Linked DNA regions of Homo sapiens: region 1 is linked to region 2. The links are chromatin loops, found by intact Hi-C in ENCODE. Cell type or tissue: mammary epithelial cell. All regions are shown on one strand.

Region 1 (2,500 bases), 420 kb before region 2:
TGCCATTGTTGGCCAGGTTGGTCTTGAACTCCTGACCTCAAGTGATCCGCCCGCCTCAGCCTCCCAAAGTGCTGAGTTTACGGGTGTGAGCCACCGCACCCAGCCCATTCTTAGCATTTTAATTAGCATTTTAAGTACCTCTTCAGATAATTGTTTTCCAAGTGGTTCTTTGTTATTATCAGTTGGATTCATTGTCCCCTTTATTAGGATGGTAAATTGCAAAAACCCTGCTTGTTAGTTCTCAAGTGATTTTTATTACAGTCATACCTTCTGTATCCCAGTGTCATGCTTTAGACAGTGGTATTTTGGTATCACATTTCAGATAATATCCCCCAAATTTTGGTAATTTAGCTGACTTTATAGAATTTGGGAAGTCTGTATGGTTAGGAGACTGGATCTCCTCTGAATGCAGTTACTCTTTTGCTTTGCTGTAACACCTGCTCTCGTTTGTGGCCAGCCATGGGCCTTGGCTTGGGAAAGAGGGTAAGAAAATGCAGTGTGTCGCCCTTATCACATGCCTTTATTGACTGGTGAGGGGAGAAGGAAGCAATTCTTATTGCCAGAGCCAAGTGGGAAACAGCTGGTGGCAGGGAAAGAACAGCAAAGCTAATGTGTTTTCTTAGGAAATGTTACTAGTACATTCTGACTAAGAGGAGTTTCCCCCATGAGTGATGTTGGCAGACCATTCAGTTCCCAGTCCTGATTTTCTTACTGAATTATGACTGGTGATTTGGACTACCTAGATCTTGGCTCTGCCATTTTCTTTTTTCTTATTTGAGTTAAACTTTCAGTTTGTCTCTTTGGGACTAGTTCTTGAAAAATTGCTGTTTTTCTAAACTTTTGCACAGCTTTTTCAACTTATTTGTTTATAGTATTCTAAATTATATTTTCTATGTTTTCTTCTTGTGCTACCTTATTTCTGGCTCATTCAGCTTCTCAATTTTAGGGGAGATGGATGCATTTGGTATTCGTTGAAATTGGGGTGGTAGTAAAATATCTAAATGGAGTTCTATCACAGTGAAAACTTAAAACAATATGAGCAGTACAAAAGAAAGTTGTCAATGTTAGGGTTACATGTTTTGGAGTCACTGGTAGTGTTGAAAGTCAGCGTTTTTGAGTGGCTATGAAGTAAAGGGAATATGAAGGGCAACAAAAGCCTGATGTCTGAATCTTAGGAAGTTAAATTTTTGGAACAGGAAGAGAGGGGCAAGAAAGGGAAAGAGAAGAAACCATTTAAGTTAATATTATAAACTACAATGAAAGAGAAAACTTATGAAAAGAATATGTAGGCCTCTCTCAGTGAGACAAAAACCCTACTAGCATGAAAACCTCATAATGCCATTGATGCACTCTCATATAGTGCCCTCTGGTGGAATGCAATTGATACCTCTTTCCTGGAGGTTTTTTTACAATATATGTATCACAAGCCTTTATGATGTACATATCCTAAGGAAGTAACTAAGAATCAACTCAGATTTAGTTTCAAGACTGTTCAGATTGACTTTCTTTATAATAGCAAAAAATTAGGAGCAAACTAAAAGTTCAGCAGCAGTTATCAATGAAAAACATTGATAATTGTGTTTTTTAAAATTAGGTTTAAGAAAAGCATATGGGGTTTCTATTTTGGAATGGCAGAGTAAGGACCTCCAAAAATCTGTTCCTCCATAAAGCAATGAGAATACTGGCAAAGACTGTCAAAGTCAATTTTCTGAGAACTTTGGAAATCAGCTAACACCTTTCAGCAATCTAAAGTGGATTCAAGAAAAACACCTGACTCTCAGTAAGAATAGTGAGCCATGTCGTCCTTAACTTACTGTAATCTTATCCCCCTTTACCAGCTCTGTGGTAGTCTGGAAAAACAGCCTCACAACTATGGTAGTTATGAAAACTAGCCCCTTAGTAGACAGTGGAGGGGTCATAATGGCATTGGAGCTCCCCAAAAGCACATCTCCAGAGAATTGTCACTATTTGACCTCTGTGCCAGCTGGCTGAAAAGTTCTGTTTTCAGGGCCCATCTTTATTTGACTTGGCCCATACCTTGTTCTTTGAGAAAACTCTTACTCACAGGGCACTTGTTGAAACTAATCAGCACCATTTATTTAACATAGCAGTCATCTTGAGGTGGCATCAGCAGGCTGACAGAAAGCTTAAAAGGAAGAACTGGGTAATGAGATGTCCATATGGGCCTTTGAAAAGTTTTGATCTATTCTTGGGTCCTTATAAGACCACATGTATGTGTAGAGTTGTGCACATACCCAGGAAGAAACTGAAAAGACCAAATTCTCATGTCTGGCTGGCTTTGAGACTCTGTGCAAGCAAGAACTGAAGGCTAAAGCAGAGATGTAAAATGCTTGATGGAGTGTTGAAGGTGTGCCACAACACAAACAAAACCCTCACTTAATTGTTCAAGGCATTGAAAGAAATACCTGCCAGTTATTAGGTGATCACTTACCTAACTGAACAGAGACTTCAGTGGCCACATATGACAAGGAATACAGAC
Region 2 (2,500 bases):
TAAGGGTATACAAGGCAGCCTATAGGAGCTACTGATTAATTCTTTCTTGAAAGGGGGCAATGGGAGATGTTTTCCTGAGAGGCAATGAGAGCTGAGCTGGGTTTTGGCACAGATAATGGATATGGTACATAATAGATGCCTATTAAATATTTGTAAATAAATTAAATAAAGGCATTTCCCACAAAAGTATCACCAAGGGCAACAGCATAGGTGAATGGAATATGGCGTTTCCAGGAAATGGTATTGCTCAAATGAAAAGTTGGAGGGTCAGAACAACCGCCACCATAGGTGAGGCTAGAGATGAATGCAAAGGCTAGATCTCTGAGAACTTGCACAAATGATTTTCGTTGTGTCCTGTTGGATTTTGGAAGCTAGGGAAATTTGAAAACAATGCAAAAAGACATTCCAGGTAAAGGAACTATGATGAGTGTGGTTTGTGCTCTGCAGTTCCTGCTTCAAGGAAGAACTTGTTGCCCCACCTGCTAGGAGTGCTGTGAGCAGAAAGGCTTCAGCTGGTCGACTTTAGAGCCTGCCACAGTTTCAGAGCTGCCACGTCCACAGGTATGCCCTTCTGGGTGATGGAGGCAGGGGATACAGACCCAGCCAAGTTAGCCCACACTGGGGTAACTCACACAAGCCCACTTAGGTCCAGAGATCCCTGTGGGGTTGGCCGAGGCTGCCATCACAACTGACCTGCACTGCAGTTCAACTTCTCTTTCAGTCCACTCCTACTTCCACCCAGGCCAGAACCACAGGGGTGGGGTGGGGTAGGGTGGGGTGGGGTGGGGGTGGGGGTGGGGGCAGCAGATGGAAGAGCAGGGAATCTGAGGCAGAAATCAAGCCCATCCTCCCACCCCTGTGGCTCTGACTTTCAGAATTCTTTGGTGGCAGCTAACGGTTTGGAACAAATGCAGTATAGCTCAAGGAGCCCTGGTCTCGGGATAAAAAGGAGTTCAAGGCCAGTTTCTGTTACGGGTCTGAGCCAAGCCACATCACTTCTGTAAGATAGTTTATCCCAAAAAGGGGATGAACAATGCCAACATCCCAGATTTAGTGGTGGGGCTGGGCAAATACATGACATAACATGGGAAAGTGCTTTATAAACTGTGTATACAGTAAGAGTGGGTATGAATATTGAAACAATAGACAGTTGTTTCTGCCCTTGGCTATATTGTTGCTACCTCGGAATTTATGGAGTGTAAGGTTTATGTTGAGAGTCAGAGGACCTCCGTGAAAGGGTTATACCGCCACCTAGTAAACACAGGGAGAACTGCAGTTGGATCTCATGAATGTTCCAAGGATGTGTAAACTTTAAAATCCTAAGCTCCTACGGGCTGAATGGACTCTCTCTTGGCAAAGGGAACCCCAGAAATACCTTAAAACTGTATTCCCAGCCATGACGGGATGGAAAGTCAGACATGCCTGGTTATACCTCCTCCTTTTAGAGTTTAGACACAACTGACCAGCATTAATGTTAAAATAGGGATCATAAGACTGACAGAGGAGACTTTTCATGGCAATAAGATACCAAATTATAAACAGGACCTAAGACCATACCAGGCAAAGGGTTAAGTCACACACTCCTGCACTTAAAGAATCAACTATGTTCTAACTGCCACAAGGTTTCTCTTTTTCTCCAGCAGCTAAACAAGCACTGGCCTCCAGATAAACAGTATTAAAACAATTACAACTCATCCAGCTCACAGATGCTGATTCACTGAACCCCTGTTCCACCGACCAGAAACAGCTTTGACTGGACAAGAGGCTGAATTCAGTAACTTTCTCCTGATGAGAAGACCACCAGCCATGGACTGGTTCTTGCTGGTTTACAGAGACTGCACACCTGTGTACCTTCATGTCCTGAAAAGATCTTTTGACATAGGGGCTAGGTATAATACATTTCATCTATTCATTTCAAAATGAACATCGGTCATAAGTTACATGTATGTTTATCTAACATGCCTGTGTCAGGACCACTTTCTTGAATACTCAGCTCCTCCTGTAACTTGTTGAACATGTATGTTTAGCCAACCTTTTCAGCATAAAACTCCTACCCCAACCCCTCCTCCTTCCAAACGCCTGTCTCTGGTCTTGGCTAGAGGCAGGCTTCCCAGCCTGTGGGACAACCACCTTGCAGGCTGTAACCTTTTATAAGAATTAAAGCCTCTTCTCTTCTAAATTTATAAATTATGTTTTTTCTTAAGTTAACAAGTGGGGACAATCAACACACTTGAATGTTTCTTCCCAATGATCTTCTTATTATTGAAACTTTGCCTTGGTGTTCCCAACTCCTGGACATAGGAAGGGAAGAATGGGAATAAGAAATAGAAAATAAATCACAGTTCAAATCAAATACCATCCTCAGGATAGATCACTTTGGCCATTTTATGCTCAGGCAGCTGAAGTTATGCCTAAAACAGAGAAATGCATATACCCATTCATATGATGAGCAGCTCTGTGGCAGGATGGAGCATCTGCCATTTAATTCCCGTCAAAAAAT

What was found. A loop is a pair of places that touch in the nucleus more often than their neighbours do. Peaks named below come from ENCODE experiments on the same cell type or tissue, not always from the same donor. Only the 100,000 strongest peaks of a DNase experiment are listed, where the experiment ranks them.
Region 1: a loop joins it to region 2, with 3 times the contacts of the local background. A loop is called at or near these places in 5 of 110 quality-filtered maps.

What each region holds. Positions count from the first base shown.
Region 1 is chr3:130,698,835-130,701,334 of GRCh38, reverse strand. All of the region lies in intron 13 of PIK3R4 (phosphoinositide-3-kinase regulatory subunit 4), which reads left to right. Among named protein-coding and RNA genes, the nearest start is that of PIK3R4, 47 kb to the left of the region's middle. In mammary epithelial cell, a CTCF peak has its summit at 1,370 (motif pointing left); no DNase peak of the experiment used is centred here.
Region 2 is chr3:130,275,116-130,277,615 of GRCh38, reverse strand. LOC105374106 (a long non-coding RNA gene) reads left to right here and starts at 913. Exons shown (of 2, transcript XR_924479.3): 1 at 913-1,000; 2 at 1,641-2,183. In mammary epithelial cell, a CTCF peak has its summit at 1,258; no DNase peak of the experiment used is centred here.